2 separate regions of the Homo sapiens genome follow, and region 1 is linked to region 2. A link is a loop called in an ENCODE intact Hi-C map of the cell type or tissue named here. Cell type or tissue: ascending aorta. All regions are shown on one strand. Each heading gives the region's core, and the rest is flanking DNA. Links, peaks and the distances in the headings are about the cores only.

Evidence for each region. Peaks named below come from ENCODE experiments on the same cell type or tissue, not always from the same donor. Only the 100,000 strongest peaks of a DNase experiment are listed, where the experiment ranks them.
Region 1: it touches region 2 in a loop (2.7-fold over the local background); 12 of 110 quality-filtered maps call a loop at or near these places.

Annotation. Positions count from the first base shown.
Region 1 is chr4:123,095,266-123,111,716 of GRCh38, forward strand. The region is part of intron 14 of AFG2A (AAA ATPase AFG2A); the gene reads left to right. Among named protein-coding and RNA genes, the nearest start is that of AFG2A, 180 kb to the left of the region's middle. In ascending aorta, for the core only: CTCF peaks have their summits at 7,816 and 8,017; no DNase peak of the experiment used is centred there.
Region 2 is chr4:123,775,542-123,791,992 of GRCh38, forward strand. The region is part of intron 3 of LINC01091 (long intergenic non-protein coding RNA 1091); the gene reads left to right. Among named protein-coding and RNA genes, the nearest start is that of LINC01091, 130 kb to the left of the region's middle. RefSeq lists enhancers at 713-772, 9,147-9,316 and a cis regulatory region at 9,232. In ascending aorta, for the core only: no CTCF peak of the experiment used is centred there; DNase peaks (open chromatin) are centred at 10,190 and 11,600; H3K4me3 peaks cover 816 bases; H3K27ac peaks cover 4,118 bases.

The DNA of each region.
Region 1 (16,451 bases), core at 3,249-11,248, 680 kb before region 2:
TCAGGTAGAACTCCCTGTGGAACATGAATTTTTTTTAACTATACTTTTGTTACTACTCAGATGATATATACTGTATCAAAAGTGTATGTCCTTGTCAAGTTCTCTAAAGTTTGTGAAATACAAGAGAATATGCAGTAAAATTTTAAGTCTGTTTCCTTTCCAGATACTTTTTCTCTGAAGAACTACTGTGGAACATTACTTATATTGTTTAATAGTACTATAAAGTTGTTTCCACACTTGTATGATTAGCACGTAATGTTCAAACTGTGCCATGAATGTGCTGGTAGAAACAAAACAGTTTTAAGGACAATTAAAACAACAACATCCTGTTATGAAGTAAAGACACAGTTTTTACCATCTTTATTGTCTGGAAGAAACTGTAGTAGGAATAAAAGAGGCGACGAAGAGTTAAAGTACATTTTATGTTTTTAGGCTAAAACTGATTAAAAAAAAAGATCATTGTAGGGTCAAAGAAATTGATATATATAGTGTAATTTTGGCTACATTAAATCCAGGCATTTGGCCTTTTAAATTAGCTAGCATATTTTACAATCTTGTTGCCTCTTACCCCACAACCTCTATGTTATGATGATTTTAGGTTAGTATGTTAAAACAAGGAGAATTCCTGGACTGTCACAGGAGTGAAATTGATATCATTATGTTACCCATGTGTTGTGCATATTTAGTGTCTCTTTTTGACAGTATTTCAGTTTCATGTCTTCTGGGGAGACTAAAGCCAAAGTTTCTTGGGGATTCTGGTGTTTTAGCAAAGACAGTGAGACACATAGCTCAAGAACTGCGTTATTTTACTCCTTGCTATGTCACATTTACATGTCAGACTCATTTGCTGTGATGTAGCACACTAGGCTGGTGAAATAATTGCTTGTGATGTCCCTAAGTCCCCGAGGCTTTTTTCTACCTCCTGCTTAGATAGTGAAGAGAAGTTGAAGTTGAGTCCTCTAGTGTTCATTTTGCGTAAGAGTGATAGGATGCGGTAGGACAGATGAAGATTAATGAGATTGTGTGATATCAAGTAGGCTCATTGTCTTTAGATTGATTGCTGATGGTCTGGATTTGCTTAGCATCAGGAGAGTTTAGAAACAAACAACTAATTTATTAATGATGCCCAAATAATAGTTAAATGCCCAAACTTTTGGAATTTATGTTGTTCATTGTTAACAACTGCTGTGTGGCCCCTTTAGAAGTGTCCAGTCCATGACATTTTATACATTTGTGTTGAATCTTAAGGAAAACATGATCATGTCTTCTTTCTCGGGTGATAAGCATGCCTCAAAATAGTTTTAATTCTGTGAATATCTTTGAATTCAGTTTATTTGGGTACTTTTAGTACGGATACCTACTATATAACAAGCTCCTAATAAGAACTATTAAATTATAAGCATTATCCCTAGCGTATAAACCTAGTTTTCTTGTAGTAGGAAATTTGAAGGACTTCAAAAATTTTACTTTAAGCCATCTATGGAAAAGATTGCCCAATTGAGAAAAATTGTGAAAGATATGTAGAAGTCTTAAATAATTTTGGTTTCAGGATTATTTTCTATTGTTGTGTTAGACTCATGGAGGTAGTAAATTGGCATTAATTTTCCTTACAGTTTTTCTGGAAGAGGAAATGTGCTTAATGAGCTAAATAAGACATAACATTTTGTTTTCTTACATTGTTGCAAATTGAAGTTGGGTTTTGTTGTTTGTTTGTTTTGAGATGCAGGTCTGGCTGTTTTGCCAGGCTGAAGTGCAGTGTCTATTCACAGATCATTAAGTTGTGCAGCCTTAAACCTTTGGACTCAAGCAATCTCCTGCCTCAGCCTCCCAAGTAGCTAAGATTATAGGTGTGCACCACAGCATCCAGCTTAAAATTTAGTTTTCTAGAAAGTTTTATGACATGGGGAAAAGTTAATTAACAATATTTAGGAATGTCCACAAATAAAAAGCTAAATATACGTATCTTTCGATATTCAAATGACTAGTATTCCAAAAATACCCTCAGAAGAAAGGCTACAAATGTTTCTTCATTCTCCATTTTTCCTAGTTATAACTATTGCTCTTCTAATATTACTCTTCTTAGCTAAGTCAGAACTAAAAAAAAAAAGCTGCAAGGACTAATTGACATTAATAGTTCAAATGAATCATAATTCTTTACTTTCCCAAAAGTATTTAAGGAATGGATGCCTATTAATCTTTCACATTGTTTATCAAAATGATGTGAATAGTCTTTGGTGAGCCATATTAAGATTAAAGCTGGAAAGCGTCCTGTACGGTTGTTTTCCAATTTCAGCTTTGCCATCTTTACACAAGACTCTCATAAGTGTTTTTGTTATTGTTGCTGGATTCTTCTTTTGTTTGTTTTTAAAACTCCAGGTGTTTTAACTTCTATGACAGTTATTATTCTTATCTTCTATGGCAGCCCCTTCCAAGTTTTGGCTTTGGGGATAGAGAATTGGGAGAGATCAGAGAAGAGAGACTGGTGAGAGGTTGTATGCATATGTGGGTCTTACTTCATTTCGATGTTCATAAGATAAAGACGCTTTATCTCAAGGGTTGGCAGACCATGGCCTTTAGGCCAAACGTGACCCACCAACTGGTTTTGCATATCCCATTGTCTAAGAATAGTGTTTACATATTTAAATGATTAGGAAAATACTTTAAAAGTGGTTTTTTGTGACATATGAAAATTATATGAAATTCAGCTTTCAGTCCTCATAAATAAAGCTTTATTAGAACACATCCACACTAATTTGATTATGTTTTGTCTGTTACTCCTTTTGCACTACTGTAGTAGAGTAGTTACAGTACAGACTTATGGCCTATAAAGCCTAAATTATATACTCTAGACCTTTGCAGAAAAAGTTTCCTGACTCTTGATTTGTCCTTGTAAGTTTTTAGAAGATTAGTAGCCTTTAATGTCTGTTGTTCATATATGAACCTCACGTTTTTGTTTCTTTTTAAAAAAGATTATTTTAATTGACATAAAAATTGTATCTGTTTATAGAGTACAACATGTTGTTTTGATAATTGTGTATTCATTGTGGAATGGCTAGATCAAGCTATTTAACATGTGCATTACTTCACATACTTCTTATTTTTTTGTGATGAGGACACTTAAAACCAACTCTCTTAGTAATTTTTAAGTATACAATATATTGTTAACGATAGTCACCCTACAGTACAATAGACCTCTTGAACTTATTTCTCCTGTTTAACTGAAGGTTTGTATCCTTTGACCAATATCTTCCCAACTCCCTTAGACCTCCAGGCCCTGATAACCACCATTCTACTTTCTGCTTTTGTGAGTTCAACTTTTTAAGACTCCACATATAAGCAAGATCATGCACTATTTGCCTTTCTTTGTCTGGCTTATTTCACTTAGCATAATGTCCTCCAGGTTGATCCATATTGTCACAAATGACAGGATTTCCTTTTAATAAAGGTTGAATAGGATTACCTTCTGTATACATACCACATTTTCTTTATCCGCTTATTCTTCGATGCATACTTAGGTTGATTCCATGACTTGGATATTGTGAATAATGCTGCAGTGAACATGGAGTGCAGATGTCTCTTGGACATACTGATTTCATTTCCTTTGGATATATACTCAATAGTGGAATTGCTGGATCATAAGATAGTTTTATTTTAAATTTTTTAGGAACTTCCACACTATTTTCTCTAATATCTGAAGTAATTTATGTTCCTACCAACAGTGTACAAGGGGTCTCTTTTCTCCACATCCTCACCAACATTTATCTTTCATGTTTTTGACAATAGCTATTCTAACAGGTATGAAATGGTATCTCATTGTGGTTTTCATTGGCATTTCTCTGATGATTAGTGATGTTGAGCACTTAAAAAATATACCTGTTGGCTATTTGTATGTCTTCTGAGAAATGTCTATTCAGGTCTTTTGCCCATTTTTTAATCAGGTCATTTGTTGCTGTTGAGTTCCTTATAAATTTTGGTATTTTAGATTTTAACACCTTATCAGGTTTGGTTTACAAACATATTCTCTCATTTTATAGGTTGTCTCTTCACTATGTTGAATGTTTCCTTTGCTGTGCAGAGGCTTTTTAGCTTCATGTAATCCCATTAGTCTATTTTTTCTTTTGTTGTCTGTGCTTTTGAGGTCATGTTCAAAAAATTATTGTCCAGGCCAGTGTCATGGAACATTTTCCCTATAACTTCTTTCAGTAGTTTTTCAGTTTTAGCTCTTTATTCGTCTTTAATTCATTTTGAGTTGAATGAGCCACAGAGTTTTTTTTTTTAAAGATTGTTTAAAATGTTTAACACGTACGTTTTCTGAAGATACATTATAAGTCGTATTTGAGTAAAAAATATAATACTGAACTTAAATAATAGTAGGGAGGCTGAATTAACTTATTTCAAGCATACACCATCCCCTCTTGAAAGCTCTCTTAATCTTTAATTTTTTAAAATACATTTTCTTCCACTAAATACTTATTTTTTCCAACTGACTCCCGAAAACTCATAAATCTACAATTGTTATTACATGAGTAATGTAAATATTTATTCATGCCACCTGAATCTTAAAGTTCCATTGGTTATTAGCTTTTTGTAGTTATGAGTTGTATGCCCTTTTTAGTATTTAGCAACATTGGGATTTTCAGGCTTAGATTTCTAAATTTTGAAAGATTCTGTGTTTAGATATATTTGTTTAGTAAATAATATTTGATGTTGTCAACGTGAATTGAAGTATGTTTAATATTAGAGAAAGTAATACCATAATAAAATACATGTTGCTGTCAATACCCAAGGTCTAAAAGAAATTTGGTTTTTCAAGACTGGAGAGGACATAGAAGGCTCCATGGTCTAGATGACCCATCTGATACACTGACACCTGTTGTAAAATCCCAACCCATCATTTCTTCATCCTTTGCTTATTCACCCACACTGATGGGGAACTATTAATTCACGAAATAGACCATTTCATTTTTGTGTCAGACTATTAAGAAGTTCTTTAATCCGATGAACAAGCAGCTGTTTGTCTCCCTAAACCCTCTATACCTCTACCTGATTTTATTCCAAAGTCTGTAAAGAACAGTTTTTAATCCTTCTTCTATATGGTGTTCCTTTATTTTTTAAAACTGTTAGTTATCTTGTCTTTACACTTTATCTCACTAACCAGTCTTTTGTTTTTCAGGCTTGACATTTTGGATTATTTCATATGCCATTGTTTTTCCGTCTAAAGCATTCTCATCTTTTTCTTGTGAACTATTTGTCCTTTTTGCTCTGAAGTTGTAACATCCACCAACAAATATATATTGATTGGTTGTGTTCTATCAGTACACAACTTAGTGAGACTCCTGCTGCCTCTACCCTGAATACCTTGCTTCTCCTAATGCATTCCAGGATTTTGTTAGCTTTGTTGTCAGCTGCACATTGAGATTGCTATTGAATAAAGTCATCAGGAACAACAACAAAGGTGAAAAGCCCAGGTCTTTCTTCAAAGTCTGCTAAATAATAGTTTTCACGCCTTGGGCTTGTGCAGTTAATTTGATTTAAGTTTCAGCAACTGAGGCACAATATATACCAGATATAGAAGTTATCCTCCAAAATTAGCTCCTCTAAGTTTCTCCTACTTTTCACATGATTCCCAGATATTCTTTTCTTTAAGTCCAAGTGATTTCCCAATTATTTCCATGGCTATGGCTACAAAGGCTTTAGGCCATAGGAATAGAGGAATTTATTCTTACTAAATTCATCTTATTAGATTTGATTAATCTTCCCAACTTGTCAACTGTGGGATCTTGTTTCTGTCATTCTCTATGTATTTCTTTATTCATTGATAGCAAAGGCACTATATATCTTAAATACCAAGAAGAATTTATATAGCTTTCTTTTTGAAAAATTGTTTAAAGTATCTAGTTCAAGATCCCCAATCTAGGTGAACTTCATGGAACATTTAATTGACATGGAGATAATTAGGGGATGTTCTGAAGAGTTACCAAAGAGAACTCCTAAAGAGAAACTAGATGGTTGAGATTATTTATGGAGGAAGAACAGATGAAAGTAAAATTCTGCTATTAAGAATACTATCTGGGTAAAGAAATGCTTTCTGCTTTCTTTGGTGGAAATAGATAAGAGTGAGCAGACTTATATTCATTCATTGAAATTCAGATAAATTCATAACCAAAGTTTTATTATATATATACTGATAAGGTGAAGAGTTCAACACTAATCTAGTTTGAACTCCATAGATATTTAAAACCAGCTATTTTAATTTCTTTTAGCTTTAAGACAATGCTGAAATATGTACTTAATTTTCTGAATACTTTGCTCTTTATAGTTGCCGTTTCATGAATTTGTGATATTAGACTTATTGTATGAGGAGTTTTGTATTTTTCTTCTTTGAACTTTTTGCTTATAGTGCTTTGGGCACAGACCTTCCCAAACCTTAGTATTTCTGGATGAATTTTTTGAGAGTGCACAACATTGGAAAGGAGCTTTTGCATAATGCCAGCAATGTAGCTGAGGAAATGGGTCTGGAGGAAAATGAGATTTGACACCTGTAACAGAGGATAAATATGATAGGGGCCAGAGTGCCTTATACAGAGTGTGATAGGAAAGCTCAAAACTAACAGAAACAAGCAATGGAAGAGTAAAGGCAGACAGATGGTTGCAGAGATCTTAGTTTCTGATGCTAGCTGTGTTATTAACAGACTGTGTATTATTTGAAATAATTTATCCTCACTGAGCATCTGTTTCTGTACCTGTGAAAAATGTACTAGATAATCTTTGATATATCATTCAAGCTCTACAATTATCTTCTTTTGTGACACAGAGACAGACAAGAATAGAGATTATCAATGTTATATAAAAGGATGTTACTTACCAAACAAGTTTCTGAGGTTTTTGTTTTTTGTTTTCTGTTTTGTTTCTTTTTAGGTACCACCTTCCCAGACTTTCTTGTTACTGTAACGTTTATTTCTTCAAACAGATCATAAAGCAAGCAGATATTATCCAGGTGTGCAAAAGTGATTAACCATGTGATTTTCAGAAAAAAAAAAAAAAAAAGAAAAAGCAATCAATCAGCCTTTAAGGCTGTTGTTGTGTAATAAAAACCTTGCTTGACAGTTGAAGTACACCTTAACTTTTTCATTTAAAATTTATTACTCTTTGAAAAAGGAGAACTTGTTGAGCAGCATATTTTCTTTTTTCACAGATGTCTGATTAGCCTGCAATATTTTGGTTCTATTTAATATACTTTTAACTATTTTTTAATGAATATGAATGTAAAAATAATGTTGAGTTAGAATAGAAATATCTAACTGTATGATTAAAGTTGAATCACTTATAAATTTGAAAAAGCTTCTTGTCTTCTATTGTTAATGCTCCTAGAATCTCATGTTTGAGAACGAATGTTCAGTGTAGCCAAAACCTAAATCTGGGACTATATGTTGAATGTTTTAAAGTCACTAGTAGAAGGGCAATTTGGTGGCTAATTTTAAAGTACATAAAGAGTATTAACAATAATGAAGTGTCATTTTGTTCCTGGCATTCTGTGTGTGTGTGTGTGTGTGTGTGTGTGTGTGTGTGTGTGGTGTCAAAAAAGTATCTGAAGGGGCCTGTAATAGAAAACCTAGTTCCTTTATGATATACACAATCTAGCTTGAAATTTTAATGCATTAAATTCATAAAACATGAAGAGTTTAAGCTTTGCAACACTTAATTGACACATGCGTCAGAATAAGTTTGGAAAAAAATGAACCTTCATACATTTTGACTTCTCTGTTTTCTATTTGATAACTTTGGTATTGCAGTTACTCTTTTTTGACACAAGATGGTGATGTTCACCTGAAATGTTTCCTGAGTACAGGCTCTACTGCGTTTAGAGGCTCCCCCTTATTTATCCAAAGAGCAGCTTAAAGAAATGAATGAAACTGGCTTTGCTTTAAGAGATAATAGTTGAAGAAAAGCAAGAGAGTGTGTCCTCTTTTATAACTGATTTAACAAATAATGATTCAAATTTAAGTGTGGGTTTGTGTGAGTTGAGGACTGGGGAGCGGAGAGCACTGGGAAAAAGGAAAGTTGAACAGTGGAGAATTAGCAGTCATTAGGTATGCAGTATGCATTAAGTCTATGCTATGTGTTTTACATATGATGTCTAGTTAATTTTAGTCAAATATGAGCACTTTACATGTATTTTACACAATACTAGTGCATTCCTTGTTTAATTGTGCAAGTTTAGAAGTACGGTGTGTGTTTGTTCTTTCTTAAAAAAATTATGACGTATCATCAGCCAGTGTAGTAGCTTTATTCATAATTTAAGTGATACTGTTTCATTTTTAAAAATACACAAGTTTCTTACATATAGTTAAATATATATTTAACATAGTATCCGACAATCTCAGTCCTAGGTATTTACCCAAGAAAAATGAATAAATTGTCCAGCAAAGACCTGTTTGTAATGTTTATAGCAACTTTATTTATAACACCTAAACAACCCAAATGTCTACCTACGTGAATGAATAAATAAGTTGCAACATGTCCATACAGTGAAATACTACTCAGTCATGAAAAGGAACAAATTATTGATATATGCAAAGATGGATAAATTTCAAAAGCATTATGCTAAGTAAAAATAGTCAGATATAAAAGACTATACACTATACTGACATTGTGAGGATTGCAGGGACAGAAATCAGTTCGGGGATCTGAGGGAGGAAATTTCACCACAGAGCAGCAATGGGAAACTTTTTGGAATGATGTAGATATTCTATATCTTGGCTGTAGTGGTGATTACAGGACTGCATATACAGGGATACCTCGTTATATTGTGGTTTATTGCACTTTGCAAGTAGTGTATTTTTTATAAATTGAGTATTTGTGGTAACCCTGCAAGTCCATTGGTGCCATTTTTCCAACAGCATATTCTCACTTCACATTTTGGTGATTTTTGTAATATTTCAATCTTCCTCATTATTATTATTATGTTATCTTGATCTGAGATCAGTGATATTTAACATTATTATTGTAATTGTTTTAGGACACCATAAACCACACCCATGTAAGACAGCAAACCTAATAAATAAACGTTTTGTGTTCTGGTTGCTCCAACAGCCAGCCATTTTTCTGTCTCTTTTCCTCTCTTTGGGCCTCCCTACTCCCTGAGACACAACAGTACTGAAATTATGCCAAAGAATAACCCTACAATGATTTCCAGATGTTCAGATTAAAGGTAGAGTCTCACATCTGTCACATTAATCAAATGCTAGAAATGATTAAGTTTCATGAGAATGGCATGTCAAAAGCTGAGAGAGGCCAAAAGCTAGGCCTCTTTCACCAAATGTTTAGCCAAGTTGTAAATGCTAAGGAAAAGTTCTTGAAGGAAATTAAAAGTGCTACTTCAGTGAACACATGAATGATAAGAAAGCAAAACAGCCTTATTACTGATATGGAGAAAGTTTTAGTGATCTGGATAGAAGATCAAACCAACTACAGCATTCTCTTAAGCCAAAGCCTAATCCAGAGCAAAGCCCTAATGCTCTTCAATTCTGTGAAGGCGGAGAAAGGTCAGGAAGCTGCAGAAGAAAAGTTGGCAGCTAGCAGAACTTGGGTCATTAAGTTTAAGGAAAGAAGCTATCTGCATAACATAAAAATGTAAAGTGAAGCAGCAAGTGCTGATGTAGAAGCCGTAGCCAGTTATACAGAAAATCTAGCTAAGATAATTAATGAAGGTGGTTAACTAAACAACAGATTTTTAATGTAGCAAAAACAGCCTTATATTAGAAGAAGATGGTAATCTAGGACTTTCATAGCTAGAGAAGAGAAATTAATGCCTGGCTTCACGCTTCAAAGGATAGGGTGACTCTGTTGTTAGGGGCTAATGCAGCTGGTGACTACGTGGAAGCCAGTGCTCATTTACCATTCTGAAAATCCTAGGGTTCTGAACAGTTATGTTAAGTCTACTCTGCCTGTGCTCGATCAATGGAAAAACAAAGCCTGGTTGACAGCACATCTGTTTACGGCACAGTTTTCTCAATATTTGAAGCTCACTGTCGATACCTATTGCTGAGGAAAAAAAAAGATTCCTTTTGAGATGTTACTGTTCATTGACAATGCACATGGTTACTCAAGGCTCTGATGGAAATGCACAAGGAGAATTAATGTTTTTGTGTCTGCTAAAACAGTATCTATTCTGCAGCCTATGGATGAAGGAGTAATATTGACTTTCAAGTCTTATGATATAAGAAATACGTTTCTTAAGGCTATTGCTGCTGTAATAGTAGATATGGGCAAAGTAAACCTCCTTGAAAGGAGTCACCATTCTAGATGCCATGAAGATCATTCATGATTTATGGGAGGAGGTGAAAATACGTCAACTTTAACAGGAGTCTAGAAGAAGTTGATTCCAGCCCTCAGGGATAATTTTGAGGGCTTCAAGACATCAGTGGAGGAAGTAACTACAGATAAGGTAGATACAGCAAAAGAGCTAGAATTAGAAGTGGAGTGTGAAGTTGGGACTGAATTGCTGCAATCTCATGAACAAATTAGAATGGATGAGGAGTTATTTCTTATGGCTGAGCAAATAAAGTGATTTCTTGAGATGGAATCTACTGGTGAAGATGCTGTGAATATTGTTGAAATGGTAACTGAGGATTTAGTATATCGTGTAAGTTTAGTTGTTAAAACAGCAGGGTTTGAGAGGATTGACTCCATCTTTAAAAGAAGTTCTACTGTGGTTTACCCTATCAAATAGCATTACATGCTACAAAGATATCTTTCATGAAAGGAAGAGTCAGTCGATGTGGCATACTTTATTGTTGTCTTTTTTTTTAGAAATTGCCACAGCCACCCCAGCCTGCAGCAACTACCACCCTGATCAGTTAGCTGTCATCAACATCAAGGCAAGACTTTCCACCAGCAAAAAGATTATAACTTGCTGAAGGCTTAGATAATCATTTGCATTTTTAGCAATAAAGGATTTTTAAATTAAGGTATATATATTTTTCCCCCATACATATTGGTATTGCATACTTAGTAGACTATCATATACTGTAAACATAGCTTTTATATATATTGGTAAATTAGAAATTCTTGTCACTTGCTTTATTGTGATATTAGCTTTATTGCAATATTAGCTTTATTGTAGTGGTCTGGAACTGAACCTGCAGTATCTTGGAGGTATGCCTGTATTTGTCAGAACCCTTCTAGCTGTAAAAGTAAAGAGATTGAATTTTACAATATGTGGGGTATACCCAAACCACCCTAAAAAAAATTGTTTAATTCGGAACACAAAGGAAAATGTCAGCTTTATACTTCAGCAACAGTTTCTTTTCACTTGGAGGTAAGGCCTCCTGCTTCTCCGCTCTTTTACCAACCTTTGACTATCTTTTACAACCCATTTACACAGACCTGCATTGTTATTGCCTCAGTGGGCTCAGAACTACCTCAGCAAAGAAGGGGACTTGGAGTGTTGCTTCACCAGCTGGAAACCTCCATGGCCAGTGGCTCCTTCTGCCTGAGTACTGCTCGCACCCACTGAGCTTGTTCTGCCCACTCAGCCCAGCAGGCTGCACTCTGCTCGTGCTACTGGCCTTAATCCCACACCTGCCAAGGGCGAGCGAGGCGTGGAGCGGTGAGGGTTGTGTGGGCAAGTGAGCCCAGGTTCCTGCCACTATGCACAGTCAGGCACACAAGCTGCTGCATGGGGTGGGCAGCTCCACACACTGATAACAGGTGCTGGCTCCATGCAAGGCTGTGGCTGGACCAGATGTACTGCACACATCTTCCACTCTGTGCACCCGTGACTGGACGAGGGGAACACAGTGGTGCCCAGAAGCTTGGAGAAGCCAGGAACCAGAGCCCCAAAGAGGGTGTCACAGCCCTGCCTCAGGGAGCCCCTAGGTCTGGGCTCCCCAGAGGGCTGCAACTCTTCTCCTTCTCATCACCCTCAATGTGGCAAGTCAGGGTTGGGGGTGTTTTTCAGCTTTGTTTGTGTTACTGCTCTTTCAGTCCCTCCATTTGGTGGGTCCTGAGTTCTTGTCCCGTGTCCAGGACCAGTGAGGTATGTGGACAACTGGAGGGTGAGCAAGGTGGAAAGGACTTTAATTGAACAACAGAACAGCTCTCAGGAGACCCAACATAGGTAGCTCCTTTCTGCAGCTAGTAGTCCTGAAGTCTCTCCAAGTCTGGCTGAGTCCAGGGGATTTTATGGGCTCAGAAGGGACAGAGTGCATGCTGATTGGTCCATGGGTGGCCATGGGCAGGCCCAGTGAAAGCACCCTAAGTTCTCACTCTGGGCCGAGGTCTCCACATGGAACTGGCAGCCCAGCCCCCAGGCTTCAGGCTGTCCATGTCTTGAAGGTGGGGTTTCACCAGGGACCCACCCCTTTGCACCCAGGAGCCTGTCTGCCTTCTGTCACCAGGAATGTGCCATCCATGGCCCCCAGGCTGTTTGTGCCAAGGAGTGCCTGAAGCCCTATGGCAAACCACCCTCAGCCCTCCTCAGCCTCCCTCCCATGCTCACCAGTGCCCAAAGTCCAGAGGGGTTCAAGGTGGCTGGGGGCTGGCATCTCAGTGTCTCCCTGAGCACAGGCACACCCAGTTGAGTTGTGACAGCACCCAGGCTTGGCCACAACTTTGCTCTGCCCAGAGCCTGCGCCACAATCGGAGTGGCCAGGGAGCAGGAGCAGTCACTTCTGAGCCTGCAGGGGCAGGAGGGCTTCCCAGGCCCCCAAGAACACAAGGATGCCTGGGTGCAGAGTCACGGCTGGACAACTGCAGTGAGCCCCGCCCTCCCAACTCAGTAGGGGCCAGGGCTCCTGCCCGTTCGCAGCCTTGACGGCTTGGCAGAGCTTGCAACTCTAGCCGCACCTACCCAGTGCAGCGGGCGTCCTCACAGCCGCGCTCCAGACGGGCCGCTGCTGCCATCATTACTCCCAAGTTTCGGGTCAGAAATAAGTAGAATTTTAGTGCTGGAGAGATTCTTAGAGAATTTGATTTCTTAATAAAAATTTGGCTAACTAGATATTTTACATGTAAATCTTTTAGAGAATTTATTCAGCAACAAAAATCAGTTATGTGTGTATTGACAGTTTCTAATCTAATTTTCATAAATATAACTAAAATTATGAAAATGTACTTAAAAAAAAAAGCTAGATTATACTCCTGTCTCCTAGAAGGGACAGTGCAGGTAAACCAGACCAGTGCCTTGTATCAATAATTATGTTTCATACCAAGTAATAATGTTTACCTTTTTGTTATGCCAGTACAATTTATGGCCTAAAAGTTACATGTTGTTTCTGTTTACATCAAGATATTTGATGACAGACTTAGTCAGAGGTATGTTTTGTTATGAAAAAGACAATGATAAGCCAGTTGTAAAACGAGTGCCTTTTGGAAATCTTGATTCCGGAACTTTTTTTTTTGTATTAGAGTACAAAAAAGAATATTTGTCATAGGATTTTATAAAAGTATAGTATATTCTATCTAAGTAGAAAGTTGAAGAAAATAGAATGCTAATGTTGGAGAAGGTGAGCAAAATTATATTTTTATGAATGTTTAGGATATTTTGGGAATTTCTAAGAGTTCAGCCTCTTTAATTCTATAGTTTGGGGCTTAACGCATTTTTTTTTAAATATGTGTGTTTTTTTAGAGGCTAGTAGAGGCCTGACATTTTGAGTTTAACAACTTTATAAGGTTTATTCTTAAATTCTGTATCAGACTTAATGTCTTTGAATTGTGTATTTAATAATTTGATGTCCTTTTGCTACTGCATTTATAAACCAGAATTCAGTCTTTGATGATTGCATTATATTACTAAGTGATTTGGGTAAAGACAGAGGGGAAAAAGAGAAAGAGGGAAGATGGAGGAGGGTAGAGGGAGGTTGAAGTGGTATATGTGTGTCGGTTGTTGTATTTATGTTTTATCTTTGCTTGTTAGACAATTAGAATTGAAGTTAAACACTAGGAAATAGATGATAAGTTTATCTCTATACTCCCAGGAAAATTTAACATTAGAATTAAGGCATTTAGCTAAACTAAGCCAAGATTGGAAAACTACTGTGCTCTATGCCTGTGTTTAGAAATAAAGTTTTATTGGAACACAGCCACATTCATTTTTTTTCTCTTGTGAGTGCTTTCACACTGCAATGGGAGAGTTGAATAGTGCTATATAGACGGTATGGCTGACAAGCTGAAAATGTGTACCATCTGGCCCTTTATTACTAATTATAATATGGCTTATAGAAAGGTATTAGTAATTGTTAGAACTAAGAAATACTCATATGATAGATCTCTCTTATCTGAAGCAATAATAATATTGAGCCTCATAGGAAAAGATTATATCAATCATCTGACACTGTAGGTGCTCCAACCCATTTTCTCACTCTGATTCTCCATACCTCCTTTTATGCTACTCAGCTGTTTTTTTCTGAGTGCTTATTAGTGTAGTGTAGTGAATATTATTACCACATAGTTTACTTATACACAGTATTTATTATTGTCTGTCTCCCATTGCTCTAATGCAAGGGAAGCATTTTTGTCTATTTTGAGCAAGGATTTTTGTCGTATTTACTGGTATATTCAGGTACCTGGAACACATAGTAGCAGTTAGTATGAAATAAACCTGCCTTCTTATTAACTATATTAATCAATTTAGAAAGCATCAGCTTTTCACTTGCTGGCTATATTTTGCTAATTCAAAATGCAAATAATTTGCTGAGCTAAATTGTATATCTTTTAATTTGTTTTCTCTGTTCTTCATTGAGAAAGTTAGTATTTTCTGTTTTTAACTTCTCACTTTAGCTACATGTAGTTTTTTCTTGGGGGTGATATGTGTTTAGTAGAAGGTAGTTCAGTAATATATTTACTGAATAGCAAAACGAACACTAAGATTAAAGCTCATGTTAACTACTCTGATGGCCTTGAGGAAGTAATGCTGAGAGTTTAATCACCATTAAGTAATTAAGAATAATTTCTCATAAAAGTTCTCTTCCTTCCAGTTATATTCATGACTGTGTTTTGGTGATAGTTGATTGCCCTGCTTACATAGTTGCAAAATTGGTAAGGAGAACAGTATTCTGCAGCCAAGTTTCCATGAGTTGATATTTCACATTCACATTTGTGACCTAAACCTGTATTCTGGCAGACAGTGAGAAAAGCCAAATGTTCTCGTAAGCAGCAAGGATTTTCTTCATGGAAAACAAAGAAGTAAAAATGTAATCCAAGCAAAACTATCATGTATATACTGAATTTTATAGGTATATCTACAGAAAATTAATATTTGCTTTTATGCATTTTATTACAAGTTTATTTTGTTAGGTATTATATTTGAAGTAAAAAATAAAATACAAAATTGAATACATAAAGGGAAATCAGAAAAACCCAGAAATATTACTCTAAGATAATAACAATTATTACCACTTTTATTTGAGCACATGCACTATACCAGGCACAGCACACCGTGCTTTATGTACATAATCTGTAACTCTCCTGACAACCCTGCAAAGTAGTACCTCTGTTTACATTTTGAAGATGAGAAAATTACTGCTCAAAGAGATTAAATAGCTTGCCATGATTCAGGAACTAGTAAGTAATGAAGGCAGTATTGTAAGGCAGGACTTTCTGTCTCCCCAGATACCTTATTCTTTATCCCGTAGCATGTCATTTTTCTCCAGTATTGTCATGATGTGTCATCAGATGACTATACTTTTTATCCATACTTTATTTAAAAATTTTATGTGTTAGAAAACTTATACTCTAGACATTTAAAATTTAAATTTTCATAACATAGTATGCTTCTGAATAACCTGAGAAGAATGTTACACAAAAGGAGATGGCTTGCTGATTCCGTGGAGTAATAAATGCCTACCTGTTTTCATTTTGAAGTTGAAGCCATTGCTTCTAATTTTAAGCCAACCTGTATTTTTTTTTCATTTTACCTTTCACATCTTCATAACATGTATTTGGCCTTATATAGCTGTGAAAATTGATTGTACAAATTGGTTTGAGCATATGAGACCTATGAACACTTGTATTCTGACTTAGCATAGAGTTTTATATTTTCTGAGTAGCATAGACCCATATATTTTTGGACACCCCTCGTATTTTACATTTAATAGAATGATGAACATGATTCATTAAGCCTTTCTTTGATGAAAGACAGAAACCACAGAGCAATGAAGATATTGGCATTTCTGATAAAGTTTGTATATTAAAGTCTTATGGTAGCCTATGAAAAAGAGCTTGTTTGGAAAAATTGAGAGATTCAAGTTTTGTATTATACTTAAGTTTTGTCACTTCATCAAATGCCTCCCTTTCTATGTCTTATCATGAATTTATTTTTTTCCCTTTAATAGTAGATCAAATATAGATAGCCAGGAAAGAGTAAAAGGTCAGTTATGGTAATATAGTGAAGATGTTTCATTCATACTTTAATATTATACAAGTATTAGTTTTGTATTATACTTCTTCTT
Region 2 (16,451 bases), core at 5,308-13,307:
TCTTTATCTCTCTTTTATCTTTTTCAGTATTACCAAATACATTTCAGGGATGCCCCTAATATTTGTGGGGCAAAAGTATGAATGGAAGTTCATGTAGTGTATTATTTCTAAATACTTAAAAATTATAAGCCAAACTCATAAAAGCTTAAGTAAAATCTATTGTTTCCTTCTACTTTGACAAATATACCTTTATAATGACTGGGAAAGCATATTTGAATTTTAAATCCTTGGAATCCTTGAAGTTCCATTCAGGAAAGTGGAAGCACAGGGACATCTGGCCCCTGGCCCATAGCCTATTCTTGTTCTCCTTCTTCTCTTCCAATCCCAACTCTGTTCCACACCATGATAGGCATCACACCATGTCGGTGAACTTACTAACCTGTGCTTCAAACTCCATTCTCACTCTGCAAATATATCCTTCTTGACTATTTCTCAGGAGGGCCAAGCCTTGGGTCCATTGGTTGGGAATCCCAGGGAACTGAGTTGTGGCCTACTTTAGAAGGGGGCTGGTGAGTGTGAGCTTGTAGTTTATTTAATCTCTGTTCTGTCACTAATCTGTAAACTCTGTAAGGGTAGGGACTTTGTTGCTTTCTTTACTATTCTATCCCAAGTACGTTGTACAGTGCAGGGATTGGGGAGATGCAAAGATAGAGCTGTTTAGTAAATGAATGAATGAATGAATAAGCAAGAATGACTCTTAGGTTTCTAGCTGGAGACTCTGGTAAATGCTGTGCCATTCACTACACACAAAATATAGGATGATTGTAGCCTTATGAGGGATGGAGATTTGAATATCTTAAGTTTGAAGAGTGTGTGCTTATGCGGGTGCAATTTCTGGCAGGCATTGCACAAAGGGAACTGAAACTTATGAGAAAGATCTAAACTGAAGACATTGCTCTAACACATACTGGTATGTAGGTGTAGCTAAAGCTTTGAGAGTAAGGAACAGCAGATGTGATGAGAGAGAGAGAGAGAGAGAGAGAGAGAGAGAGACAGAGAGTGCCTGGACAGGAACCTTGGGGATAATCAACATTTAAAAGACAGACAAAGAGGAGCCTTGAAGAAAACTTTGAAGGTGCTTCCTGAGAGGTAGAGGAAAAGTGATACTACCAAGACAGAAGACAGCAAGGGAGTCAAAAACTGCCAAAAAGTCTATTGAGATGTGAACAAAAAGTGTTCATTAGATTTGTCAACTCACATCTTGGCAAAACCAATTTTAATTATTTGAGCAAAAGCCAGATTTTCCTGAGTTGAGGAGAAAGGTAGGGAGAGGAAATGGTGAGTGTAGATGGCATTTTTCTGGACACTCCTCTGTGAAATTACAGGGACTGTGAATGTGGTACTATGAGGATATATATGTTGAAGGCAGAGTACTTGTTGAAGATTTTACAGCTAAATTACGCATCAACTACCCCTGCTAAAGGGAGATTATGAAGTGATGTTGAGTACTACTTCCAGCGTAAGACTTCGTGGTTTACAAAGAAGAGTTTGGGAATGATTCTGAGGAGAATCACACAGATGGTGATATGATCATAAAATAAGACCTTGGAGATATTAAGTAGGATGACTACCTTCAGCTATGAGGGATACAGCTTCTCAGAAGACAGTGACTATAATATGCTTGATCTCCCGAAAGGGGACAACATGGAAAAGGACCTCAGTTGTACCAGGAGGAATTTAATTTAGAAAGCAGGATTTCCTGACATTGTGATTGAATGTTTAAACAGGTTACAAAAATTGTTATGAAATCTCAGAGGTCTCAAAAATATAACATTAACAGTTTTGAAATAAGACCTTGAAGAACAAATGTTGATGATTTCGATTAATCCTTTTTGAGCCAGAATAGCTGGTCAATGGCTCTGGTAGCTAAGGGACTGGCAATGCAACTCCGTACAGCTGCACAGTCAGTCTCTTGCCAACTACATTGAGCTAATTTGACACAAAGTGGTTGTTTGTAAGCCCTAGAGAGCCTTTCCACATCTCAAACCCTGGAGCTGCTCAAAATACTTCCTGTGGGCTTCAAGTTTAGACCTAAATAAACTTGAAAAATCCATCTGGTGTGGGCTGATTCTAGAATTCTGGAATGTAAGATAATTTGGACAAAGACAGAAGCCAAGTGGAACTCTCAGAGCACTGTATGTCCTTGTAAAGGTTGGAGGCCTAAAATCCTATTTATTTTTCTCTTAAATTGAACTGAAGGGATGAATAGCTCATTGTGGATGGTTTATATACTGTTAGCCATCTTGCAGCATTGAGAACCTCTGCTTACTCTTACCTCCAATTGTATTTTTTTGGTGGAAAAAGAATATAAATCAACCATGCTATTTTCATTCAAACACCCATTTATTCTCTTAAAAATGTATCCTTGTGTTAGAAACATTTTGTTACTTTTTTAAATGAACGAGTTTATGAAATGTCTTTACAAGGTCATTTGTATCATATTTAAAGCTTTCATTGGTATTATAATTCTTGCATCTATAAAGATCTGGGTGAAAATGTAGATATTATTAAACTTAAATACCTGTAAAAACAGAAACAGAGAGAGGGAATTTTAGTTAATATAGGCTTTGGTTTCATGATGGTCCCTAAGTTTAAAATTGTGGTAAGTTTAGAAGGGTGTTGATTTTTCCTTTACCTAATATAAACTGTTATTTAATCAGTAATAAACAGGATAAGTAGCTATTTCCATGGCTAATTTTGTTTATATGTTTATCTTTGTATATGTTTTCTATTACATCTCCCATTTTAGATTGACTACGTGTTTAAATTCGTTACCTTAGGACTTGTTAGTGACAATACACCAGTCATAGGGTAGAGATATTGGTTGCTGCTGAATTTAATAATGAGTTATTATTCTAGGTTCATTAATTCATGGCATATTCACTCAACTCATTCATTCTATCACTTATTTATTTACATGGCCACTCTGTGCCACAAATCATGTTAAGGACTGTGGATAAGTAAAAAATGTCCCCTGTTGATATAGTTTGGATATTTGCCCCCACCCAAATCTCATGTTGAATTGTAATCCCCAATGCTGGAGTTGGGGCCTGGTGGGAGGTGTTTGGATCATGGGGGCAGATCCCTCATGGCTTGCTGCTGTCTTTGGAATAGGGAGTTCTTATAAGATCTGCTCATTTAAAAGTGTGTGGCACCCCCACCCCAATCTCTCTCTTGCTTGTTCCTGTTCTCGCTATGTGCCTGCTTCCCCTTTGTCTTCCGCCATAATTGTAAGCTTCCTGCGACCTCCCTAGAAGCTGAGCAGATGCTAGCACCATGCTTCCTCTAAAGCCTGCAGAACCGTGAGCCAACTAAACCTCTTTTCTTTATAAATTACTCAGTCTCAGGAATTTTTTGTAGCAATGCAAGAACAGCCTAATATACCTGCATCCCAGAAGCTTGCAATTGGTGAAAGGGGAATAGGTGTATGAAAAAAATGAGGGCAATTATATGAGTTAGAACTCCTTGAATTGCATGTGACTGAGACCCAACTTCAACTAGTTTAAGAAAAATAGGGAATTTATTGGCTCATAGAATCCAGTGAAGTTCTGAACAAAGCAAGCATTAAAAGAGAGGGATGCAGCCAAGCTTTATGGACACCCAGCAACAGTAATTTCCCTTAGGCCTAACTTTCTTTCTTTTACCTCTGTATTTCTCCGAGAATGAGACCTTTTTTTGTCCCTCACTACAGATAGGATTTATTGTCTGTGGTGGTGAACTCACTACTGCAAAGCATTGACTACCAAGCCTATGCTTTCCACAAGGGAGAGGAACCAACTCATGTTAGAAGCTTTGGTTTAAAAAATTCTTTTCTTTAAAATTATTTTTTAAGGGCTAGGATACAGGTGAAGGTTTGTTGCATAGGTATACATGTGCTGTGGTGGTTTGCTGCACCCATCAATCCGTCATCTAGGTTTTAAGCCCTGCATACAGTAGGTATTTGTCCTAATGCTCTCCCTCTTCTTGCCCCCCACCCCGCGACAGGCCCCGATGGGTGATGTTCCCCTCCCTGTGCCCATGTGTTCTCGTTGTTCAACTCCCACTTAGGAGTGAGAACATGTGGTGTTTGGTTTTCTGTTCCTGTGTCAGTTTGCTGAGAATGATGGTTTCCAGCTTCATCCATGTCCTTGCAAAGAACATGAACTCATTCTTTTTTATGGCTGCATAGTATTTCGTGGTGTATATATGCCACATTATCTTTATCCAGTCTATTATTGATGTGCATTTGGGTTGCTTCCGAGTCTTTGCTATTGTGAATAGTGCTGCAGTAAACATACGTGTGCATGTGTCTTTATAGTAAAATGGTATATAATCCTTTGGGTATATACCCAGGATTGCTGGGTCAAATGGTATTTCTAGTTCTAGATCCTTGAGGAATCGCCACACTGTCTTCCACAATGATTGAACTAATTTACACTCCCACCAACAGTGTAAAAGCGTTCCTATTTCTTCACAGCATCACTAGCATCTGTTGTTTCCTGACTTTTTAATGATCGCCATTCTAACTGGTGTGAGATGGTATCCCAATTTGGTTTTGATTTGCATTTCCCTAATGACCAGTGATGATGAGCTTTTTCTCATATGTTGTTGGCCACATAAATGTCTTCTTTTGAGAAGTGTCTGTTCATATCCTTCACTCACTTTTTGATGGGCTTATTTTTTTTTCTTGTAAATTTGTTTGAGTTCCTTGTAGATTCTGGATATTAGCCCTTTGTCAGATGAGTAGATTGCAAAAATTTTCTCCCATTCTGTAGGTTGCCTGTTCACTCCGATGATAGTTTTATTTGCTGTGCAGAAGCTCTTTAGTTTAATTAGATCTCATTTGTTAATTTTGGCTTTTGTTGCAATTGCTTTTGTTTTTTTAGTCTTGAAGTCTTTGCCCATGCTTATGTCCTGAATGGTATTGCCTAGGTTTTCTTTTAGGGTTTTTATGGTTTTAGGTTTTACACTTAAGTATTTAATTCAACTTGAGTTAATTTTTGTATAAGGTATAAAAAAGGGGCCCAGTTTCAGTTTTCTGCATATGGCTAGCAAGTTTTCCCAGCACCATTTATTAAATAGGGAATCCTTTCCCCATTGCTTGTTTTTGTCAGGTTTGTCGAAGATCAGATGGTTGTAGATGTGTGGTATTATTTCTGAGGCCTCGGTTCTGTTCCATTGGTCTATATATCTGTTTTGGTACCAGTATCATGCTGGTTTGGTTTTTGCATTGCCAGTCCCTTAGCTACCAGAGCCATTGATCAACTATTCTCTCAAAAAGGATTAATCAAAATAATCAGCATTTGCTATTCAAGGTCTTATTTCAAAACTGTTAATGTTATATTTTTGAGACCTCTAAGAAGAGATTTCATAACAATTTTTGTAACCTGTTTGAACCTTCAATCACAATGTCAGGAAATCTTGCTTTCTAAATTAAATTCCTCCTGGTACAACTGAAGTCCTTTTCCATGTTGTCTCCTTTGGGGAGATCAAGCATATTATAGTCACTCTCTTCTGAGAGAGTATAGCCTTGTATAGTTTGAAGTCAGGTAGTGTGATGCCTCCAGCTTTATTCTTTTTGCTTAGGATTGTCTTGGCTATATGGGCTCTTTTTGCCTCCATATGAAATTTAAAGTAGTTTTTTCTAGTTCTGTGAAGAAAGTCAATAGTAGCTTGATGGGAATAGCATTGAATCTATAAATTACTTTGGGCAGTATGGGCATTTTTACAATATTGATTCTTCCTATCCATGAGCATGGAATGTTTTCCATTTGTTTGTGTCCTCTTTTATTTCCTTGAGCAGTGGTTTGTAGTTCTCCTTGAAGAGGTCCTTCACTTCCCTTGTAAGTTGTATTCCTACGCATTTTATTCTCTTTGTAGCAATTGTGAATGGGAGTTCACTTATGATTTGGCTCTCTGTTTGTCTATTACTGGTGTATAGGAGTGCTTATGATTTTCGCACATTGATTTTGTATCCTGAGACTTTGCTGAAGTTGCTTATCAGCTTAAGAAGATTTTGGGCTGAGACAATGGGGTTTTCTAAATATACAATCATGTCGTCTGCAAACAGAGACAATTTGACTTCCTCTCTTCCTATTTGAATACCCTTTATTTCTTTCTCTTGCCTGATTGCCCTGGCCAGAAGTCCCAATACTATGTTGAAGTCTGGCATTTTGAAAGCAGGCTTATGCATGTGTATGTAAAAGAAATGTGTATGAAATTCTAAGTTATAAATTACATTTGCCAATGTACTTTGTAATGTTGGCCTGTACCATTAAAGATGTTAGAATTTTGCCTTGACACTAGAGTCTGATCTTTAGGAGGAGGAAGGACTTAAGGAATGTACCAGAAGGTTGGGAGAGGCAAGAGCTAGATCAAGAGGGGGATTTGAAAAGTAGGGGTGAAGATAAAGATCCAGTTTTAACTTGGAAGTGGAAACTACTTCCAGGAAGAATGATTCTAGGAAAGAAAAACTTGTTCTATATGGGGGTAGAAATTTTGAGTGGTGACAATAAGGCTTGGAGTCCTTCCAAACATATGAATTAGTTTCAGAATTATATTATTTGAATCAATTGAACTTGAGAATTGGAATTGGTAGACATATTAAATCATTGCATTTTTATTAAGCTTTTTGACTTGAGGTTTCCAAATATTAGCAACTGCTTAATTAATTGGGCAGTAATCATGATGACGGGAGCTGTCTTTTATGTCTTTCAATGTGTCTGGCTCAGTGTTGAACATATAGAAACATGACTTACTGATTTCTAATAATTTGACAAGTACATTATATAGTATTTAGTAGATATGTACTTAGGTAAAATACATTTAAATTGACTAATTTCTCCACTGGAAAACTAAATTTATGTAATCAGGATTTTCTCTAAATAGTGGGCTGATTCCTTACCTTTATGGTCAGTGCAGTGGACCAAGACCAATAACATGGTGTATGATAAGATATTTGCTTTTGGGTGGGGAAGATTTGCTTAAAGCGGAGAAGGTTTCAGGATGACAAAACAAATTTTCCCGCAAGTTTGGTATCAAGCTTTTGTTTTGTTATACTTGATTATCTACTTTGGCTGAATAATCCAAACATACATTCCAATCCAATTTAGTCCCTGCTTAGAGTGGCTCTTCTTATTTGTCCAAGAGTTTCAGAACTATTTTTTTTCTACTTCTTCTGAGCATTCAGCCTTTATGTATTTCAAGGACAACAGACTCCAGAGATTTGGGTTTTATTCATGACTTCTTCAAGAAGTGGGCCATGCTATTTCAGTCATTTTTAATTGGGGGGCAAGTTGGATGCTGAATATTTCAAAGGAGAAAATAAAATAACCTAGTAGATATGTTTCCTGGCATAGATGATAGAAAAGTCACTTAGACTCCTGTATGCCATAGTTTAATCAAAATGTATCCAGTTCACTGTCTGTCCTTCCATTAATATCACAACTTAATGTACAAGTCTTTAGCATATCCTATACTTTGCCTAAAAGAAAAATGTATTTAACATCTCAGTGAATATACTTATTTAATGCAGCTCATAGATTCATATGTTTGACAAAGATAGTGAGAAATTTTAGGTAAAAATGATTTTCACAAAAGAGAATTGCATTATATGTTAAATTTATAAAACTATTTCCAAGAATCATGGAATCATAAAAGTGAGACAACAAACTCAATTCTTTTGCGTAAATTCTTTTGGCATTTGTTTAATGATTTTCTCAATCCTCCTGTTAGTTATATGAATCACAGGATTCCCAATGATTTGATAAATGTGAGTATGAAGTTTAACATACTTAGACTGGAAAAAGCTATCCAACAAGTGAGTCACAAGTGAGAAATACCCAACACAAATGTGTTATTTCACCTAAATTCTGATTAATAAAAAAATAAATGTGTGTTTAATGTTTTTTTTTCTCAATTATTTTAAGAATCCATAACACACCAATCGAACTTTAAAGTTGAACAGAAAGTTCCTGGAAATGACCTGGTCTAAGCTCTTAGCTGTCAGATGAGAAACACAGGCCTGGAGAGTTGGCCTGATGCATGCTTATTTATCTATGCAAGGACCTCAGCCAATGAGGTCCCAGATGGGCCCTGTGACCACCTACCATGAGAACTTGTAACCATTACCATAACCATCACCATTTGTACACTTGCATACTAGCCAGACAGTATACTAGTGTTTTATTTAATTCCTTCAATAATTCAGTGAGGTGCTTAACGTTAACATCCCTGTTTAACAGGAAAAAAAAAGAGGGGTAAAGTCACTTATTCAACTAGTCTTAAAGGAACTTTGAACCCAGTTTTTCCTGACTTCAAAACCCAAACTCTTTTCAACTATTCTGCCATTAAATAATGGTACTGTGGTGGGCTTATTGCCAAGTATGGAGGGTTTAGAGCAAGTGCATGACAATACCAAAGCAGAGTTCTTTTAGAATAATCAAATGCTGCTAACTGGGTGTGTGATTCTGAGGGAGACAGCCTATTTTCATGTCTGATAGAGTTCCTTTGAATGGAGAATATGGAAGATCCTGTACTTTATTAGGTGGCCCTCTCTACTTTAATTATCCTGATGCCTGTCCTCTGAGTCTTTCTCATTCTCCTCTCTTGTCTTAATCCTGATTTAAAAGGAGGATAAGAAACATAAGCAGATGAATAAAAATAGCAGCCCAGGAAGCTTTGCATTGATTCATTCTACAAATAGTTGTTAAATAAATACATGTGCCAGACACTATTCCTGATCTTTTAAAACTTGTGTTCTTGTGTGTGTGTGTGTGTGTGTATGTGTATGTGTGTGTGATGCACATAAATAAACTATTTGATCATCAATAACTTTTCACAGTAGTATCTTCTCACACTAGTGAACATTTTTGGGGTAGTTTTGGTACAGGCATTTAGGTTGATTTTTTTTTCCTTACAAAGTTCCTGGTAAGTTTGGAGGCTGGGAGTTTGATTATAGAAGGTATTATTAGTGCCTGTCTCTTAATTGATCAGAGGTTTTGCTATACTAAAATGACCGTTCTTAAAAAAGTGTTTCCGAAGATCTCTCAAGCTTTATAAACCTTCATTTTTGTACATGTTGTAACTGTTTGCTGAAAAATTCATTCTGTAGGTGGCTGAAACCTCCAGGGGGCTATGCACTGGGTGAGAGAAGTGAAATAGGATGTGGTAGGAGAGTAAATGGCAAAACAAGGGAGAGGAAAAAACATCCTAGTTTTCTTCTGCCTGGAAATAAACATGCAGGAAGCTTTAATATCAGTAGCAGCTGTAGATTTTTTTTAAGTTAAAAGTTTTGGAGATAGTTGGAAAAACAAAAACAAAAACAAACCACATCTGGAAACATTTCAAGCAAAGGCAATGTAAAAAATGTGTTGGATGATATATTAGGAGAAGAGCTGGTTGCAAGTAACACTAAAATTTAAAATGAGATCACTTATTTCTCTCTTATTTTATGCCTGGAGGAAAGAAATACAATGTAAGTGATCAAGGCTTTGTGGAGCAAAGCCTCAAGGATCTAGGTGCCTCATTGCTTGGAGTTTTACTACATAAGGCCTCTATTTTTAAGATAACGTCAAGGTCCAAGAAGGCTGCTTCAGCTCTAGCCATCACATCACTTTCCAGGTGGCAGGAAGAAGAAAGATGATGAGCCTACTCTCTCCCTTTAAGGTTATTTGGCATAGGTTGCATGTATTACTTCAATGTGCATCCAGAATTTAGACAAATAGTCACAACTAGGTGCAAAATGGCTAGGAAATAAGAGTATTTCAAATACCCAACTAAAGTTCAGGGATTCTATTACTATAGAAAATGAAAAAATAATTAGTGACAACTATTACAGTTTCTGCCACGGATAACTTTCACTTTTCTCTCTGTCCCAAGTCTTACAAGTCTATAATTTTAAATCCAGTCTGAGCATGTTTTCAATGAAACCTATTCTTTCCAATTTGTTTCTGAGTAGCAAAAACACTTTCTAATGCCCTGAGACACATTGCAGGTGAAGAATGGAATTAGGAAAAAAAGGAATGGCAAATGGATTTTCAACTTGCTCTGGGCATCACTAAAATTCCACAGAAACAGTAGCATCATTTCAGCATGACCAGTTCCCCTCATTCACAATGACTTTAATGTTGCAAAACAATTCAGATTCCTCAGGCACCTGGCAGCTGCGTGCCTGACTCAGTCTTTCAAATTGAGACACAGTTGGGACCTCAACTCCTGCTGCCTGACCTGCAGAGCATTTTCCTCTCCGTAGTTTTAGGAGGTGTCATCAGCCCAGTAGGGGAAACTCTTGGCAAACCCAAGGCGTTTTCCTTCCAGAAACTCAATGATCCTGCCTCTGTGAAAGGGCCAAATTTGTCAGTGGGAAAAGAATTTTAAGAAGTATCATGAAATAAACTGTGTTGCCATGCTCTGAATATTGACCCTTAGTAATAAAAGGTTCTTACATTTTCAAACATGGCGTTGGAGTCATCTCTTTAAATAATTAGCAAGAAGGGAGACAAGATGCAGGAGTTCACTTGGCTCTTTGAAAAGGAAAACTTTAAAGTCAGGTACGTTGGAAAAAAGTGAATCAAAACATAGGTACCTATAATCTTTCATAGTAAAATATTGGGGTTATTTTTTCTAAGATCCTACATGTGAACAAAAGAGGAGTGCCACAGTCTTGTATGTGCCTATATAGATGATATTTATTCTTAGGCATTTTTCAAGTTAAATATTTATTACTACTAGAGAGTTGCCCTGTTCTTCAATTATTTTTTTTCTTGGTCTCTTCCCTCACACAATTTAAAAATGATCCAAATGTTCCACTCACTGAGTGTGGGAAGACATAGAACAGAAGGAGGGGAAGAATGACAGAAACTCAGTGAAGGCCTTCAGAACCGTTTGCCAAGAAACGTTTTGGAGAGGTTAATGATACTTGAACACTAATGCTCTTCAGTTGCTTTTACCTTGAAGACATCCAGCTACTGTGTGTAGTTTAAACTACCTATCTACAAGCAGCAATTCTAATTATCATTGCCTCTTCTTATACCCAGAAATATTTGGCTGGATCAAGTTAGTTCTCAGATGTTGGTCAGTTTTCTGAGTTTTAAAAAGCGTTACTCATTACAACATTTGGAGCCTCCATTCTTTGTCCTTTACGGACATGGTAATATCAGTTTCCAAATTCAGAACTGTGACAGCATTCCGGTGGAGTATCCAAACTTGTTTTTATAGTCTTGGACAGAGAAGAAAAGAAAACATACTGGATAAAGTATGAGGAGTTTTTCCTTCTGCTAAACTCCCCCCACCTCCCGAACTCAACCAGAAAGAAACAAAATTAAAAACAAAGGAACCAGAAAATAAATGTGTGTCTGGGAATCTGATGGATTAGTTTCCTCCTAATATACCTGCTTCAGTAAATGCTTGCAGGAGAAATGTTTGCCTGTTCCTCAAATGTCATAGCTTTCCTTTGGTCTCTCTGGGTGGATCCAATTTCTCGGCAGTGTGATGTATTCCTTGTTGTTTCCAGTATTTTCAATGAACAGGAATCATCTGGTATATAATCCATGGCTGGGCTGAAGGCTGAGTGCAGCTGGCCACAGCTGTGCTAGAGTAGCCTGAGAAGAGAACTGCTCATATAAGGTTGTTTAAGAAGGTATTTGCAAGTGGAGCAGACAATGGGCTCGGTGCCAATCTCAGTCAGTGACATGGGTTAACCTTCTGTAGGCATTATGTGGTCATTGGTGGCCACAGAAGTGGACTTGAAAAGAAAGTGGAGTGTTCACTACCCGATGGCCTGTTTCACAGCTGAGTTTCAACCTCTTTGTGGCCAGATGAGCCTAATATAGTAAAAACTTTTTCATTCATTCTCGCCTTTTAAAGCTTTTCACTACAAATTTGTCTTTGGAGAAGTCTTAGCAGTGACACCACTTTTCCATTAATATTGGAGTGTATATTTACATGGACTCTTTAAATAATTTGTGTCTGATTGATTCTGAAAAGCATGCAATGTCTTTTGTGTGGGAAGAGCTAGTTCTTATAGAGTGCAAATTCATGGCATGCGGATGCTCTGGGGCAGCAGGAGAGCAGGAATGATTAAGACAAAAAGAACAAAGAGGATGAATTGGCAGAAAGGGCTTGGAGGGTATGTTTGGCTTTAGACAGACTAAAGGAAGGACACTGAATTCATAGAGTAAGGTGGTGTTGGGTGTCATTAGTTAGAAAGGAAAAGGTCAAGTCCCTAGAAAAAGCTATACGCTAGCAAGAATTCTCCAGTACTAAGGAATTAAACAGGCGGGGCCTGGACTCAAGAAGATGTAGGGGTCCCTGGATGGAGGAGACACTGAGACAATCTTTTGGCAAAACAGAGGATGTTTTCATTTTTTCCTTTTTTGTACTGATGACTGTGTGTAGGTGCTTGCTGCCAAAGGGAGAATTGTGGGCTGTCCCCTCCTGATTTAGCAATGCCAGAGGTAGTCAACCTTCTGAGAAGAACTTATACACATCTACTGTGAAGTTGGTAGTGGCTCTGTGATTCTCTTATTTTGAAAATTCACTGCCGGGTGAGTTTTAGAAGTTCTTTAGTACTTTACTTAAAATTTTCCCCCCAAATTAGCAGGGAATAATTTAAAATCATTTTCAAAATTCAGAGAAGTGGTTAAAGATTGTTTACCCTACCCACTGCTTTTCTTGCAACTGAATAAGACAGCGTATTAGGAAAAATGAAGCATCAGAATTGAACAGTACTTACTAGGAAGTTCAGTGTGTTCTGTGGTATTGTAGTGTACATTTTCCTGAGAAGGCTAAATAAACCAAGCCCAACTGGCATGCGTAATAAAACAAAAAATTGATATTGTAGTTAAGGAAAAAGCTATGAAGATAAAGGCAGCTTGAGATAGACATTTCTTGATGGCATTAACAAAGGTAGTACAGCTTGAGCTAAGTCTCTTAAACTATACTGCTAAGTAGTGTGGGAGGTAGTGGCTATTCCCTCTATCTACTGCTCTCTTTTTCTCTCTGTCTCTATCTCTCTCCATATTTTCAGAGTAGTGGACAAGTGTGTATGATGAGTACAGGTGGAAATTTGCCTGCAAGCCCAGTGAGAGGGTCAGCACCTTCCCTGATTAGGTCAAAGCCAACAAGGATAAGGGGCAGGACAAGTTCTTCCCTCTTGATGGGTGCCCTGAAGGTCCAGGACTTCAAGCAACTCAGGCCAAGAATTTGCTTTCAGTATCCTTTATACAAATAAATACAGTTAAATTAGATGGGCTGGTCATACTGTTCATTGAGCAATAGCAGTTCTACTCCTTTACACACACTTAACCCTCTGTCTTCATATAAAGAACTTCCTTTTAAATTCATGCCTCAAAAAATTATAAGAGTTTCATGCATCTTTCAAAAATGAGTGCTCATTGACTGCTTTTGTGTACACTTTACCAAACTCTTAACTTATGCAGTAGGAAAAATTTAAAAGACATAATTCTTGCCCAGTGAATGTCTTAACACATATAGTAACCTAAGGTATGTATTCCAGTATAAGAGCTATAGAAAAAGTAACTATGGGCTAGAGTTAGGGGAATTAGAAAGACAAATTTTTATGAAAACCAAACATTATATATACCAAGTTTTCATGGGCTCTGGTGTCTGATTTTTTTTCTGTGCACCTTTCTTGATATTGTTAGCTATAGATACTTAGGCATGGGTTGATAGATACATATACAGGTTGAAAGTTGATACACATTCTTATTTGTTTCCCACAATTGTTTTCTCTTAATTTAACGAGGCCACCAAAACCAGTGGGGAAAAGCCAATGTGGAAATTTTTGAAAAAAATCCCACATATAGTATTCACATTTTGAATGAGAAAACCCAGAGGAAAAAAAGGTGCTCAATACATGGGGGATGATGGAAAAATATTTTATTATGACGTGGCCTTGACCAGGCTACTATTTTTGCTGGACTAGAATGTGTTTTGTTATAATTTTTCATTTTATTTTATTTTATTTTATTTTACTTTAAGTTCTGGGATGCATGTGCCGAACATGCAGGTTTGTTACATAGGTATACGTGTGCCATGGTGGTTTGCTGCACCTATCAACCTGCCATGTAGGTTTTAAGCCCCGCATGCATTAGATATTTGTCCTAATGCTCCCCCTCCCCTTGCCCCCCACCCACTGACAAGCCCCGGTGTGTGATGTTCCCCTCCCTGTGTCCATGTATTCTCACAGTTCAACTCCTACTTATGAGTGAGAACATGCGATGTTTGGTTTTCTGTTCCTGTGTTAGTTTGCTGAGAATGATGGCTTCCAGCTTCATCCATGTCCCTGCAAAGGACATGAACTCATTCTTTTTTATGGCTGCATAGTATTCCATGGTGTATATGTGCCACATTTTCTTTATCCAGTCTATTATTGATGGGCATTTGGGTTGGTTCCAAGTCTTTGCTATTGTAAATAGTGCTGCAGTAAATATATGTGTACATGTGTCTTTATAGTAGAATGATTTATAAACCTTTGGATATATACCCAGTAATGGGATTGCTGGGTCAAATAGTATTTCTGGTTCTAGATCCTTGAGGAATTGCCACATTCTCTTCCACAATGGTTGAGTTTTGTTATAATTTTAAATCTCTCTTGATCTCCCTTATAACTCCATTATGACACCTTTTATGGTCTTTAAAAATTATGCAGAAATACATACTGCATGCTATTCTGTATTTAGGTTGGCTGGGAGAGTTTTAGGCAGAAAACTTGCAATTTTTCCACTAGGTTTTGCTGTTGGAATTACAGAAATTCTCTTTCTTTGTTACCAAATATGAGCCAGAAGGCTAGAACCCTGGCTGATGGCATGGCACCAGCTTTCATGGGGCTACATACCCACTAGTATTTAATGAATTGCATTCCTGTGGACACGAACCAAACAGGATACTTAATTTGATTACTTATCAATTGTCACAATTCTTTCATTCTAGGTGATATGGCTGGCTTATAGGTATCACCAGTACATTCATTCTACACCTTTATCCTCTTTTTTACATCCCAAAGTATAAAATAAACATGAAAAAATTATTGGACTGTTGCTATGGAGAAAAAGATCTTTCTATATATCTTTGTAATAGAAATGCCCAGTAAAGAATTGTGCCTGGGCATTTTTTTCATTTGGAGCAATTATATGGAACATCCCTTAGGTTTGATTTTGTGTTTATATCATAATGCATAGCCAAGTGTTGATACTGTGCCTATGTGGAGTCCAGATATCGTTCTGCTGTTAATGACTATAACATGATGTGAAGGTTGAAACCAGAAAGTTCACTTTTGCAGTCTGAAAGCAGCTGCCAACAGATGAGGGTAACAGAGCAAAGCTTGCCTCCAGCCTCCATGGTTTCTGCTGCCAGAACATTCTTCTTCCATTACTTCATATGGACCAGATAGGACCAAAGGTGCTCTGAAGATATCCCCATGTTTCCTACTAATAAAAAGAGCAGGATATCAACTTACACATTTATTGCAACCACATAGTATGTGTTAAAAACTTGCTAGGGATGTTTAGCTTTGTAAATTACAGCAGCTTCTCAAACTTTACTGCATCTGCAAATCCGTGGAGATTTAATGGATCTGAGGTGGCACCCAGATATTCTGCACATCTAACAAGCTCCCAGGAGATGCTGATGCTGCTGGTCTGTGCACCAAACTTGTGTAGCAAGGAACTGAAGCATAATACTGAAGTGACCCTGATGCCAGGTCTAATAACAATACCAACAATTTTTCTCTGACCCATAGAGTTGACTACATTCTGTGTCTTAGTTAACCTCCTAAATATTTGCTGTTGGCCAGGGGGAGGACCTGGTGGTGATAGGAGAATGACTGGACTTGGTCTACAGGGTATGTAGAATGGTATTGGGATAGCCCCTATACTCCCATAATTCCTTAAGCTGTATCAGTTCATGAAGTCATTTGTATTAATAGTCAATTTAAAATGTTAGCTCTTAGATTAAATTAGTTTAGTTAGTTGGTTTGTTCAAAACAGGAAATTGCTGGTAGGAGAGAGGGGTTGAGAGAAGCATGGGATGAGACTAAGAGTTTAAGAACTGGAAAAAATGAGGAAAGGTATTTTGGAGTATATGACATTTCAGAGAATAAACAACTTGCAAGGGACAAAGGACAATTCAGTGGAGAATGAGAGTGAGGTTTGGCTGGCCCAGTGGGGATTAGGGTATATAGGCAGCCAGGTTGGAGTAGTTAGTCCTGGTACAGATCAATAATATCACTGATGACCAGCTCAGAATGCACATTCCATTGGTGGTGACCCAACTGCAACAGCATAATTAAACAAAACAAAACAAAACAAACAAACAAAAAACTAACGAAACATTATTTCTTTTCAGGTGGATCTCTTCTGGTTTAGCAAGGAAGAAAATATTTCTCAGGGTTTATACCTGCTTGCAAGTTGGGAATTCCAGAAATCTCTTACTTTCTAGACCAGTGCAGTACC